Linked DNA regions of Homo sapiens: region 1 is linked to region 2. A link is a loop called in an ENCODE intact Hi-C map of the cell type or tissue named here. Cell type or tissue: B cell. All regions are shown on one strand. Each heading gives the region's core, and the rest is flanking DNA. Links, peaks and the distances in the headings are about the cores only.

Evidence for each region. Peaks named below come from ENCODE experiments on the same cell type or tissue, not always from the same donor. Only the 100,000 strongest peaks of a DNase experiment are listed, where the experiment ranks them.
Region 1: it touches region 2 in a loop (7-fold over the local background); 1 of 110 quality-filtered maps calls a loop at or near these places.

Annotation. Positions count from the first base shown.
Region 1 is chrX:134,170,508-134,176,946 of GRCh38, reverse strand. It overlaps MIR106AHG (miR-106a-363 cluster host gene), which reads left to right and starts at 2,859. Exons shown (of 2, transcript XR_007068340.1): 1 at 2,859-5,278. RefSeq lists a silencer at 1,734-2,028 and an enhancer at 3,987-4,794. In B cell, for the core only: no CTCF peak of the experiment used is centred there; DNase peaks (open chromatin) are centred at 2,856, 4,136, 4,776, 4,926 and 1 weaker place; H3K4me3 peaks cover 2,625 bases.
Region 2 is chrX:134,455,538-134,463,956 of GRCh38, reverse strand. It overlaps HPRT1 (hypoxanthine phosphoribosyltransferase 1), which reads right to left and starts at 3,792. Exons shown (of 9, transcript NM_000194.3): 1 at 3,619-3,792. The coding sequence starts at 3,645. RefSeq lists silencers at 3,521-3,700, 3,801-3,920. In B cell, for the core only: no CTCF peak of the experiment used is centred there; a DNase peak (open chromatin) is centred at 3,736; H3K4me3 peaks cover 1,353 bases; H3K27ac peaks cover 560 bases.

The sequences.
Region 1 (6,439 bases), core at 1,387-6,386, 290 kb after region 2:
GCAGGTTATTCTTATATCTTTTCAATATTTGCACACATATTTTGATGTAAAATATTTGACATGTAAAAAATATGGTTGTTAGTGAGAGGAAATTGTGTTTTAACATACTACTGAGAAAAGCAAAGACCCACACAACAAGGTAATTTTAAGGCATCACATAATAGCAAAATTAGCTCCATGTTGTAAGTTCTAGTACCAACATATTTCAGCTGAATTATGTGAGATGTAATTTAATTGTATTTTAATTTGATTACTCTTTTGATTTAAAATAAGATTAAATCATTACTAGAGATAAGAAATGTTTGTAAATAGACACTTATTCTAAAAAATCAAAGTTAGCAAAGACCAGCTTGTAAAAGTAAGGTTTACTTACAAGTAAAATTTAGTAAAATGTGTATTTTAAACGTATTTGTATATCAGAAAAGTTGATCCACCTTCTGGTGCCATTTGGTCTTCATAAAATCCTTTGAGATTGGGATAAGTATATTTTTACTTTCTACATTTTTTAAACTAAGTTATATTAACTGTGCATGTTCAATTAGTGAAATTTTCTGCTTCTTATCAAGTGGCAAATCTTTTGAAATTGATATTTCATTCTCATGGACGCTATTTAGTTGAAGATGTATTTATTTTATTTACATGATTTATGTTGGCATATGCTATTGAAAAGAAATAAGATTCAGAAATTCATTACTGACTCTAATTTTTCTCTTTGTTCTGCTGACATAAATTTTCATAAACAAATTAAGGCCTGGTCCAAAAAATTCAAATTTCATTTTTTCAGGCTGATTTGTGTTAGTATGATTGGCATTCAAAAGAAGATTGATTCATCTAAAAACTATGAAATGTTTGCAAATGAAGGAATACTTCGTTTAAAAAATAAAGTTAGTGAAGACCAGTTTTGATAGACTTCTAATGAAATCACAGTTCCTGCTCTAGGATCAAATAGCAAAATAGCATTTGAAATATTTTGTTTGGGATCTTCCGCCTCCATTCTGTTTAGTGAGTGTTCTGATCTGCTGGCTTTGTTTTAGGCCTCATGGGCATGCACATGAGCACATGAACATAAACACACAAATGTAGCAAAACACATATTTCAGTGGGACACTAAACTTCTCATCCTGGGCAAAACCAGAGTGTAACAGACCTTAATTGCAAGTGTAGTTCAAAAATGTAGAGTAGTAAATACACATAGAACAAAAGCTCTATTCTAGTTGTGTGAGGAACATAATACTCTTAAATTACTTTCTGGTTTCCATGGGGACCTTTTTGTTCTAAGATACCAATCATTAGGTTTAACAAAGCCACTTAATATTATTTCTAAATCAAGTAACATGATTTCTCAACTGGGTAAAATGTCAATTTTATTCTTAAAGGTGTTCAAATCCAAACTACTTGAGATTGCTGCTTTATATGGCATAATTAAATCTAGAGGTCAATACAGAAGAATCCCTTCACCCCTTTTCAAGGCAGAGGAAAGCTCAAAGTGGGTCTATTTTGAGGGGAATATTTTGCTGGGCATTCACCGTTTTTCTTTGAATCCATCATAAACTCAAAATAGTGTCAAGAATTTAAAGTTGTGATGAGAATCCTTAGGCTCACGAAAGATAACAAGTTCTCCCTCCCTTTGGCCAGTTTCCATACCTTTCTTACACATTCTGACAGAACATCTGGGCTTTCGTGTAGGCATGTATTCTATATCATATTTACATACATGCGTATATACGCACACCGGCCAGTCTGTTTGGTCATAAATGATGTGACTGGGGGATAGGAGTTGTGGCTCCTTTATTTTGCAGAATGCCTAAGTATTGTTTGTCTCACAATACTGGGAGCGAGCAGGAGCCCGGTGGGAGCCTGGAGCCTTAAGCCCTGGGCTGTGGTCTGGGGGAGGGGACGGGGTTGCGGGGTCACAAGCTCTTTGCTTTTAGCCTCAGCATGACCACAAGTTTTAAAGCATGAAGGGATCACGTGCTTTTCTTTGAGCTGTTAGTTATTCTGACTTTTGGGGGGGGTGTGTGTGAAATGCTTTGTTCTTTAGATTTTTTTGATTCTCTAGGTATTTTGGCCGATGATTAAATTTTTTTTCCAAAAGAAAGAGACAAAAATAAATCATTTGGTGTATCAAAATGTCCTAGTTTCTCATAACCTATATCTTGTACTTAGTTAGTTTTACCTTGTGCTAGACAGGTACTGAGATGGAATAAATTATTTTCGCCAGTTGGGAACTTGATCCAGACATTCTATATGTTGCAAACCCTTAAAAAAAATTAAGAACAAGAAAATATCCTGGTAAAGCAATCTCAAAATACCTTATTCCGGGTATTGTTCTAGCTTTAAAGGGAAGGAGGACTGGGAGGAGGGGTGGGAGATGGGGGGTGGCGAATAGGAAGACTGGGAGGATGTCTTGTTTAATGAACTGCTAAAACTTTTGGAAAATTTTAAGCTAGTGAAGTCCCTCAACACGGTATTTCCATTTGAAAACCTTTACTTAAATATGTCACTCTTGGGGAGTTACTTCTACTTGTTCCCTTTAATAGGATGATTTCATCTTTTCCAACCTTCTTCTGTCTCTCCAACCAAGACACATAGACTCCGAATACCAAATAAAGACTTTTGAAGATAATGAGATTTATTTGGGAACATTTTCCAAAATCAGGGTAATGGGTTTTTTTGTTCTGATGTTGAAGAGGATGAGGATATGTTTACTCATTGACCCGGGAGCTCTGGCTGCAGCTGTAGGACACAATTAATTATGCTAATAGTTTGTGAGGAGCGGATGTAGCTCCCCCAACCCCCCTTTTTTCGAGGGGAGGGGAGTTTGGCAAAAGGGGAAGGAGACGCCCTGGGGTCGGATCACATGATATTATCTTCGCGCCACTTTCGCAAAAACCCTTTTTTTTACTCCAGGTTTTGCTCCAGCTCAAAGGTACTGTTCTTATCTTGCTTTAATACAACGCTTCTTAAAGTCGGGTCTAAGTTCTCTTCCCTCCCCCTCCTCTTCTTTCCACTGCTAGTCGTTACCATTAAAGGTCGAAAGTTGCATTGCAGTCGGTGCAATCTCACAGGAGGGATCTGGTTGGGTAGTAAACTTCGGGCTGCGTAGTTTCCAGAAAGTATCACGCAGACGTGCCAGGGTAGGCTGCAAGGTCTGTTGCATGAAAAAGGGGAGGAAGCCCACCTGTGCGAGTGACTCGCGTTGGAGAAATGATTGTGGTTTTCGTTGCATCCACCGCTGACTCCTGAGGGGCGCTGGCAGTTCAGGTTGGACTCTTTCGCGGGCCAGGGGCGGGAGAGGCCAGTCTTTTGTAATGTTTGCCTGAGCTACTACTGTGCACCAGTGCACCAGGTTGAGAATCACATGGCGCCCTTGTCCTCTTCTGGGCTTTGGGCTGCCACAATCACCCTGGTAACAATGGTGGAAAGGGAGGGGTCCGGCTTCATTTTGCACCCCTTCCCTCCTTCCTTGCCCCCCGCTTGCCTTCCAGGGCTTTCCTCCTCCGACCCAGCGTGCTCACTGGTCTCTGATTTGTAACCTCGTACCCTGCACACCCCCGCCCACCCCCCCAACCCCCGCACGCTCCCCAAATCCCATCTTGCGCCTGTGTCCGCCAGGGACGCGGAGAAGGTATATAGCCCGGTTGTCTCTCATTTTGCCCGGTGTTCAAAGTCTGGTATGCTTAATTCCATTTTGATTGTGCGTCTTAAACTAAGACATCATTTTATTCTACAGAGCGCTGTCGGGCTTTGGCCTTGAAGCAGCCCGCCCTCAATTGGTTCTCATTAGCGGTGGAATGAGAGGAGAAAGCAAGATAATTGCACCGTATCTTCCGCACATTTGCGCGTGTATTCGGTGGCTGCTACCGTTAACGATACCTGCCAAGAAACCCTGATTTAGTGGGTGAAGAGGGCGCCTGGCAAGGGCGAAAGCCTCCCAACAGTAGCACAAGGTGCTAGGGGTTAAAACTTTCACATGTGCAGAGAGTAAGTCGTGTTTCTATTTCTTCCCTCCTCGGGCCTTAGGAACACTTTCAATCTAGCGGCGAGGTGGCGCGCATGCGCGCGCCGGGTGGGGGACACCCCTGTCCCACGGCTCCGTGGGCCTCGTCGTCTGTCTCCGGTGGGGGGCTGAGGCGAGCGCCGCGGGAGCGAGATGGGACAAGGTGGTAGTGAGTGCGCCATCCTGGCCCGGATGCCGGTGGCACCCGCACCGGCTCCGGCCACGGCCTCTGCCTGGGCCGCTGTCCCAGGCGCGCCTTTAATTAAGGACTCCAGCTTGGGGGAAGAGAGAAGGGAAAATGCCGACTGCGGTCCGCCCGTGGGTAACTGGGGCTCGGTGGGGTTTTCGCTTTGGCGGGGTGGGGGTTCCGTTTCCTAATTCCTGTGCGGGCCGGGTGGGCGGGGGCGGGCTTTTTTCCTTGGGCTATTAAAGGCAGAGGGGCGGGCTTTTCCCAGGGATATAGCTACGGACAGAGGGCCAAGGGGACGGAGCGCTCCTCAAGTGGTGGCAGGGAGGCTCGTGGCCCCGCGTCGCTCTGGACAGGGGCGCTTTGGGGTGAGATGTGCGCTCGCGGCCTTGATCCATTTAGTGGACGCTTTTTCTCACTTCTCTTCCCCTTCTGGCTCCGCGGGAGACTGCGCTCGCACCCGGCCCCGGAGCGCTCGAGCTGCGCGCTGGGACACTGGGTATACGTGTGGAGGGGACACCCGGAGAGGGCGGCCCGTGCGGGATCCCCGCGCTCTCCACCTGCGAGGGGCGGGCCGGAGCTGGGTCCCGCGCGCGGTTTCCCGAGCGGGTGGCTGGGCAAGAAGGGAGCCCTTCGTTGGGGCAGCTGTGATCCGGTAGAGTTGACTGGTTGGGTGGGAGGGGACGGAGCGGGCGGGACTTGAGAAAAGCAAAGTACCAGAGTGCGGTTGAGGGGTAGCGGGCAGCGCGCGGGAAACGACTCCCCTTTTCTTCTCCACCGTTGACCTTTAGGTTCCTGGAAAACTTTGGTGGTGAGGGTGTGAAATGAGGGGGTGCACGTGGAGGGAAAAAAGGGACTCCCCTCCCTCTTGGCTTCTATCCCACCAACCCGGGAATGGAGGGGGAGGGAGGCGTGGGCTTGGCGCGTTTTTGGTGCTTTGAATGGAGAACTCCGTTTCCCATGATGCTTTGTTTCTTTCTCTTTAATTTCGGCGGCGGCTGAGGCTGCACGAGGACTGGAGCGCGTGGTGTGAGCAGCTGGAGCACACCCTGGACGCGCGGGCTGCTCGCGGACTTCAACGGGAGCATTAGGTAAGGGTGTGAGAGACGCGGGAAGAGGCAAAAGGGAGCCACAAAGGCGTACAGGGAAGGACTTCTTTCTTTCTTTTCCTTATTATTATTATTATTATTTGCAATTTAAGGGGATTGGAGAGTGACTGCCCAGCGTGCGCGAGGGATGCCAGATGAACCGCTAATTAGCAAAAGGTAGTAACTAGAAGGGCGCCCTGTCTGATGGCTGTGGGGCTCAGTTTGGCCAGGTTGGGTTGGCAAATACTATGCATTTTGAGTCAAGTTTGGAGTATTTTTTTTTTAATGGAAAAGAAATCTTCACAGGTGTAGAAACCCAATTTAAGGGGAAAAATGTTATTTTTCTCATTTCTATACTAAATCCATTCTTCCCTAATAGAAAATTGATTCCAGATTGATGTATAAGTTTTATAAATCAGTTTAGTTTGTAAAGACTTCTAAAGACTCATTTAGTGGCATAAGATATCGTGACGAAAGTTCAACATTTAAAATTCCCTCACTCGTTTAACGTATTACAGATTCTGTCCCAAACGTTTTTGTTTTTCTTTTAAACAAAAGTTACCCCATCATGGAAGAGATAGGGGACCCTGTGAGCCTTTTTCACATAGAGGCTCACTTCCTTGCTGTATGTTCTTAGGTAAAATAAGCACTTGGAAATGGGAGAAGGTTTTCTTATGGAAGATAATGACATGAAGGGAAGAAGAGCTAATCTGCCTACTTTGGTTTAATGGAGAAAATGGGTCCATAAATGTTTAAACAGAAGTAGAGCCCTTTGAAATAGATCAAAATGTGACATCTCTCAGCCATCTGTGCATTATGTGAAGACTGTAAGGCTGTGTTTCTTAAACCAGCTCTAAAATTTCTCTCATTTTCTATTAATGGGGTGGGGGCTGGGAATATTCATTTAATCTAACAGTCACTTTCCGTATGGAGCCCAAAAGCTCTGAATGATCTGAAGACTCGAATACTCATCCTGGGTTTTACATGCTCCTTTCTCTAGGTCCTCCTCTTATAAAATCAGGGTGGATAGAATGTGCCTGCAAATTACTGAGATGCAGATATCAAATTTTCTTAGATGGAGAGGGGGAGTCCAAAATCTGCTTATACATAAGAATTGGACTTTTTGCAGTTGCCAGTGTTATTCGTGTTCAATTCTGTGTAAAT
Region 2 (8,419 bases), core at 1,528-6,527:
ATTTGAAGTATGTGATCGAACTAGTAGATTATCTTAGTAGTAGTGAATTATTGTAAATGTTAGTAATTTGGCAGCCACTGGGCAGAAAAATAAGAATTGAGGCTCAATATTGATATTAATGGTGGTGATTGACACATAAATTTTATCAAGTCTACACAATATAAAATTACAGAAAGGTAGAAGAGTATACCAGTACAACTTCAACATATCTTCACTACAAGGGAGTAAAATGACATGGCCTAGTTACTATCTAATGAACTGCAGAAAACTAAAAGAAAACTCCAAGGCAACTCTTCTCTGCTGATCTGGTTGGTCCTTTTCCTACCTTTTGCAATACCCAGATACAAACAATGGATAGAAAACAAAGTAGACTTGTAGTATGCAGGTCACAGTGCTAAATTCACAGAAAGAAACCCCTGAACTGAACTGCTCTATTTCCTGGTGGTCACAAAGAGTAATTCTGGTTTACACCTACAGATTGATGTCAATCTACACCCTGTTGATAACAGTGTGGCCAAGGACAAAAAAAAGGTGCTCCGTTTTACCAATTCTGTAAAAAATTATTGGCAGGGTAAGCTCGGCTAGGGCAGGATTACATTTCTAGGACTACCATCCCCGAAATTTAGAAGATATTATATCCACATAAAGCATATCTTTCACATTAATTTGCAAAAATCTAAAAGCTTTTTCTTAGCTCAAGTGTGTCCAAGTTTACCCTGGCAGTTTAAAACGATAGTTACAAGCAGCATGGGTTGTATCAGACACATTTGAGGGCCAATTTCATGTAAGTGATATTGGGCAAGTTACTTCAACTATCTGTGCCTCCAAGGTCATACTAGTGTTTATTTACCTAAAGGGTACCTGTTATGTAACTTTAGGGTGTTTACATTAGATAATGCCTGCAAAATATTTACTTCAACGCCTAAAACATAGTTAAGTATTCAATAAATACCTACTATTGTCACTACTAACTTAAAAGTTTAGAGATTAAGAGCAGAATCTGGGGTGAGACAAACTTAGGTTCAAATCCTAGTATTGTTGGGTAATCTTGGGCAAGTTACTTAACCTCTCTGATTTGTGTAATTTAAAAAATTAGTTAATATACATAACAGGGCTTAGAAGAGTATCTAGCACATAGCACCATTTAAGCATTTGTTATTGCTAACATGCAAACAATTTAAGGGAAAGAAATTTTTTAAAAAGGAAGAGGGATTTGCAAACTAAAAACAATGAGTATCTTATGTTCAAAGAAAACTAACAAACAGCCAGCTCTAGCAATAATTAAATTCACTATATACTGGGGCAGGCATCACACCCCAAAGCTAAAAGCGTCTACCTAGGCCAGGCACGGTGGCTCATGCCTGTAATCCCAGCACTTTGGGAAGCAGAGGCGGGCAGATCGCTTGAGCTCAGGAGTTCAAGACCAGCCTGGACAACATGGCAAAACACCATCTCTACAAAAAATACAAATATTAGGCCGGGCGCAGTGGCTCACGCCTGTAATCCCAGCACTTTGGGAGGCCAAGGCGGGTGGATCACCTGAGATCAGGAGTTCGAGAGTAGCCTGGCCAACATGGTGAAACCTCGTCTCTATTAAAAATACAAAAAATTAGCCAGGCATGGTGGCAGGCGCCTGTAATCCCAGCTACTCAGGGGGATGAGGTAGGAGAATCGCTTGAACCCGGGAGGCAGAGGTTGCACTGAGCCGAGATCATGCCACTGTACTCCAGCCCGGGCAACAAGAGCGAAACTCCATCTCAAAAAATAAATAAATAAATAAATAAAATAAAGTACAAATATTAGCCAGGGATGGTGGTGCGCACCTGTAGTCCCAGCTACTTGGGAGGCTGAAGTGGGAGAATCCCCTGAGCCTGGGGAGAATCACCCGAGCCCGGGAAGTCGAGGCTGCAGTGAGCAGTGATTGTGCCACTGCACTCCATCCTAGGTGACAGAGTGAGACCCTGTCTCAAAAAAAAGAAATTGGCAGAATTAAGTAAGTTGATGTTTAGAGATGAAAAATCAACATTTTTTCCTCAGCAACTGAATAAAAACAACAGCCACTACCATTTTTTTGAGTACCTATTTGTAGCCTATTTTTTAACTGGTATTACTCGAGAGAGAGAGAGCTAGGTTCGAGACAGAGCTCCTTCTCTTAATAACTGTATGACCTAGGGTATGTCTGTTAGCCTCTCTGAGGCTTCAAAGGTTCCTCATCTGTAAAATGGTAATAATCATACCATTGCTACAGGGCTGTTTTGAAGACTAATTAGGACTATGTAAGTAAACATGATGATGGCTATTATTACTGTTCCCCGCCAGGGGCCATGCAAGGGTTGCTGATTCACATAGACTGTCTTATAATCCTCTCAATAACTCCAAGAGGTAGCCAGCACCTCAGATATACATAAAATGACTTAAGCCCAGAGAGGTGAAGTAAGTTGCCCACAGCCACACAACTAGTAAATAGCCCAAACAAGCTGGATTCCCAGTTAGACTCCGTTAATAGCACTGCTCTTTACCTTAAGTCATTACAATGCCTAATATGAAATAGAATCGCTTCTTTCTTAGGGTTCAAGTGGTTAATTATTTAATGTATTCATTCAACAAACCATCATCGAGGACCTCTTACAAGCCAAGTACTGTGCTAAGTGCTAGAGTTACGGCGGTGATTCCTGCCCTTAAAAAGTTTTAGTGGGAGAAACAACAGGTAACCAGGTCATTGCCAAAACAACAAAAATAATCATAATAAAGCAGGCTAAAGCATATTTAACTGGCCGGGGTTTTGACTATTTTAGCAAGCATGATCAGAACGGTTGAGGAGGGAGGCCAGCAGCTTGGCCGGTTCAACAAACAAGAAAAAACCAGTGAGGGTGGAGCTAAGATACCAGAGGCTGATTACGGTTAAGAATGTTCTTGAAGGTAAGGACCAGATTCTCATTTTCTATATCCTGGGGCATCGGTCAGCATGGAATCTGGATTCTAGCACATGTGAATTTCGGCTTGAAATGACCTAATGCCTTTTCCCTAGTTCCTTCGTGTGTCAAATACGCATGGTTACCGCTACCAGAGCTGTAGTGGGGCTTCAATGAGGCCATGAGCATCTCCATAAAGATGAACTACAGTGTGTGCAAAACTAAAGGCAAAACCTGGTCCCCACACGCCCTCCCAGGTGGTCGCTTTCCGTGCCGAGGCCCCTCCAGAGGTGCCCCGAGAACCTCACCATCGCACCCCAAACTTCCAGGGAAGGGCCTCTCCCGAGAAAGCCCCCACGCCCCCACCCCGCGCCATCATTCCCGAATCTGCCCTCGGCCCCTCCCCGCAGCACGCTCGCAGGCGGCACATGTCAACCAAAACGCCATTTCCACCTTCTCTTCCCACACGCAGTCCTCTTTTCCCAGGGCTCCCCCGAGGAGGGACCCACCCCAAACCCCGCCATTCCGTCCTCCCTGCCGCCCTCGCGTGACGTAAAGCCGAACCCGGGAAACTGGCCGCCCCCGCCTGCGGGGTTCCCTGGGCCCGGCCGCCCGAGCCCGCACTGCGGATCCCGCGCCTCAGGGCCCGGCCGCCACCTGCCGCGTGGGCCTGAACCGGCCAGGGCCGGCAGGCCGAGCTGCTCACCACGACGCCAGGGCTGCGGGTCGCCATAACGGAGCCGGCCGGCGCGCGGGCTGACTGCTCAGGAGGAGGAAGCCGGTGGCGGAGCAGAGGAGGAGGCGGAGGCGCAGCAAGAGGCGGCGCCGCGCGGGAAAGCCGAGAGGTTCGCCTGAGGGCTCGTCGCAGCCGCCTGAAGCTGAGGAGAAGCAGGCCCCGCCCTCTGCCCGCCCCGCCACGCCCCGCAGGCCCCGCCCCCGGCCCCGCCCGCGCGCCTACGCCGGCGCCTACCAGTTTGCAGGCTCACTAGGTAGCCGTGGGAATTTTCTCCCAGAAGAAGCCGAGGCTCCCCCAGCGAAGCCCCTTTCCCTCCCAACTCAGTCTCCTATTCAGAGGGCTCCCTGATTCCCAAACCTACCGGCGCGCGTTGCTTCATGGCGGCCGTAAACCGGGCCCCGGCTCTTCGGGTTCCAGTCATCGCGTGAATCCTTGGACCAGACGTCCCATTCCCAAGACCTTGCACTACCTGTGGCTTCCATTTTCCTGACTCTTGGCCCAGTGCTTCCCCAAACCCTTAACTGGTTGTAACAGTTGAGACCTAGAGTCCTAGAGTCACCCAGATCAGGGTACACATCTGAGAGGACACTTAACTGCTCTGTAGTTTTGTACAAATCAGACTCTGAGCCTCTATTTTTGCCTCACTAAAATGAGCATATTAGCCCGGCGCGGTGGCTCATGCCTGTAATCCCAGCACTTTGGGAGGCCGAGGCAGGTGGATCACTCAAGGTCAGGAGTACGAGACCAGCCTGGCCAACATGGCGAAACCCCATCTCTACTAAAAATACAAAAATTAGCTGGGCGTGGAGGCGGGCGCCTGTAATCCCAGCTAGTCCGGAGGCTGAGGCAGGAGAATCACTTGAACCCGGGAGGCGGAGGTCGCACTGAGCTGAGATCGCACCACTGCACTTCAGCCTCCGCGACAGAATGAGACTCCGTCTCAAAAATAAATAAAAATAAAAATAAATAAAAATTTAAAAATAAAATGAGCATATTAACAATACATAAACAGGATCATTTTGAGTATTAGAGGAGTATAGGTATGCGTGTGTGTATGTATATATATATGCACTTAGGACAGTACAGTCAGCAAATGGGAACTACTGTTATTACTACTGATCTTTATTTTTGCCCACACAAGTTCTTATATTGAATCTGAAAACAAAAATATGTTCCCCTGCTAATTAATTCTCAGATAGGTCAGGTAAGCAAGCAACAGTTGCTCCAGCAACACCATTTCTTATATACTCAACCCTATAGCTCCAGCATCCACCACAGTGCCCAGCACATAGTTGGTGGCCTCCCTCTTATTAAGGACGCTGAGGGGTATGTGATGGCAGGAGATTTGTAAAACTAGGCAAGTCATTGAGCTTCTCTGGACCTCAGTCTCTTCATCTAAAAAATGAGAATAATAAACCTGGGTAACATGGTGAGACTCAGTCTCTACAAAAATGAAAAATTATCTGGGCCTGGTGGCCATGTGCCTGTAGCCCCAGCTACTTGGGAGGCTGAGGTGGGAGGATGGCTTGAGCCCAGGAGGTCCAGGCTGCAGTGAGCCAAGACTGTGCCACTGCACTCCAGCCTGGGCAACAGAGAAATATCCTGTCTCAAGAAAAAAGAAAAAGAGAGAGAGAGAGAATAATAACTACTGCCATGAAGAGTTTTACGAGAATTCTAAAAATCATTTATGTAAAGTACCTCATATAGTATTTGCCACATAATAGGTGCTCAAGAAACAGTAGCTGTTATAATTTTAGCATGTATGAATTTGTGAAGTCCATACTTCCCTACTTTCCCTGTCTTCCCTCTTTATCCTGGAGAGGCAGCAGGCTGTAATGGAAAAGGGATGTATGGGCTTTGGACTGAGTTCAAATCCTGGGTTCCCCACTATTATAGCATTTTGACTTTGGGCAAGATCCTTGGTCCCTGCGTGCTTGGTTTCTTATACGTCAAATGAGGTTAATATCTCTGTCACAGAGTGTGGTGAAGATTAAACAAAATAATATATGCAAAAGTGCCTAGCATAGAGCTTGGCTCAATACATGATGATACCAATGTTACGTGTTCCATAATAATTTTGCCTTAAACAGTTCACTTTCTTCTAGCCTCTAAGACTTTTTTTTTTTTTTTTGAGACAGAGTCTCGCTCTGCTGCTCTGCTGGAGTGCAGTTGAATGATCTCAGCTCACTGCAACCTCTGCCTCCCGGGTTCAAGCAATTCTCCTGCCTCAGCTTCCCGAGTAGCTGGGACTACAGGCGTGTGACACCAGACCTGGCTAATGTTTGTATTTTTAGTAGAAAATGGGGTTTCACCATGTTGGCCAGGCTGGTCTTGAACTCCTGACCCCAGGTGATCCGCCCATTTTGGCTTCCCAAAGTGGTGAGATTACAGATGTGAGCCACCACGCCCAGCCTGCCTCTAAGACTTCTTATCCATTCCCCTGTTGATGGACATTTGGGCAGTTTCCAGGTTTGGGCTATTAGAAATAATGCTACTATGAACATTTTGTACATATCTTTTGGTGAATATATGAATGCATTTCTATTTGGCATAGAACTTGAAATTCATATTAGAACATTTTCATTACTTATCCTTTTAACAAACATTGTGTTCTATCAGGAAGTTAATTCAGAGAACTTCCGGTTATATATTCGTCCCCTGACACATGTGGTCTCAGCTACTCAAATTTGTTTCTAAATTAGGTACCCAACAATTCAGAATCCTTCCAGCTTGCCTCTGGCTTGCAGTTCCTTTCTCCAAATCCTGCAGTACCAGATACTCCTGTATTTTAATAGTGGATTTGAAACAAATAATGATAGCCAGATGATTGTAAAAACAAAGAAACAGTACTGTTCTTTCAATCTTGTCATTCTGTGTGACAATTTGGACTTTTTATTTGTATTTAAAATGGAAAACAGCAAACACTGCAATCTGCAAGATGTAAGACTTTTTCTTGGTAAGTGAAAATCTGGTTCACATATGAAATGGTTTACTGAATTTCCACATTATATTTAAAGTGGAAATGTATTCTTCTAAAATATTGTTTTCCCACTACAGACAAAAGCAAGAAAATAATTATTCCTAATTATTATATGATTATTATTGAAAATGATTTTGTCATAGAGGTGAAAAATGTTAAAAAATTATCTACTCTGGACGTCCTATATGCTAGGTATGTCACTGTTCTTTACTGGAATATCTGCATGCAGGAAGAAATAAGGAAAGCATGAGTGTAACCTAAGATTCCTCTTCCCGATGCCTTTCCAGAAACAATTTTTTTTTTTTTGAGATGGAGTCTTGCTCTGTCACCCAGGCTGGAGTCCAGCGGTGTGATCTCAGCTCACTGCAACCTCTGCCTTCCAGGTTCAAGCAATTCTCCTTTCTCAGCCTCCCGAATAGCTGGGACTACAGTTGCACGCCACCACACCCGGCTAATTTTTGTATCTTTAATAGAGACAGGGTTTCACCATATTGATCAGGCTGGTCTCGAACTCCTGACCTCAGGTGATCCGCCTGCCTCGGCCTCCCAAAGTGGTGGGATTACAGGCATGAACCACTGCACCCAGCCAGAAACAATTTTGTAATCGACTTGTTTGAACACAATTATGAATTATTTGTGCGCCACAACCAAGTCCAACTGTATTTCTTCTCTAGAAATTTCTTTATTAAGAAGTCTGTTTTTAACCATGGTGCTGTGCTCCGCCAAAATTTGTATTTCTATGAAAAACAATCATCACAAAAATATTTATACTAAATGTTTACTTTTTCAATGAGTTGATAATGGTTTTCTCAATAATGCCAGATGTTTCACTTTCATCAGAATAACTTTCCATAAGCTTTACTTTTTTTTTTTTTTTTTTTTTGATACGGAGTCTCGCTCTGTCACCCAGGCTGGAGTGCAGTGGCGCGATCTCGGCTCACTGCAAGCTCTGCCTCCCGGGTTCACGCCATTCTCCTACCTCAGCCTCCCGAGTAGCTGGGACTACAGGCACCTGCCACCACGCCTGGCTAATTTTTTTTGTATTTTTTAGTAGAGACGGGGTTTCACCGTGTTAGCCAGAATGGTCTCGATCTCCTGACCTTAGGTGATCTGCCCGCCTCGGCCTCCCAAAATGCTGGGATTACAGACATGAGCCACCGTGCCCGGCCTCCATAAACTTTACTTTTATTCCATAAATGGGGTGTAAAATTGAACCATAATTGGAATTAACTAACATGATGGTTAATTTCTTTCTTTTTCTTTTTTTTTGAGACAAAGTCTTGCCCTGTGACCCAGGCTGGAGTGCAATGGCGCGATCTGGGCTCACTGCAACCTCCACCTCCCGGGTTCAAGCAATTCTCCTGCCTTAGCCTCCTGAGTAGCTGGAATTACAGGTGTGTGCCACCACGTCGGGCTAATTTTTGTATTTTTAGTAGAGATGGGGTTTCACCATGTTGGCCAGGCCGGTCTGAAACTCCTGACCTCGTGATCTGCCTGCCTCAGTCTCCCAAAGCGCTGGGATTACAGGCGTGAGCCACCGTGCCTGGCCATGATGGTTAGTTTTATGTGTCAACTTGGCCCATATATTTGGTCAAACATTCTTCTGGATGTTTCTGTGAAGGTGTTTTTTGTATGAGATTAATATTTAAATCGGTGGGTTTTGAGAAAGCATATTACCCTCCATAATGTGAGTGGGCCTCATCAGCTAAAGGCCTTAATAGAACAAACACTGACCTCCCCTGATCAAGAAGGCATTCTCCAGCACATTGCCTTTGGATTGGAACTGCAACT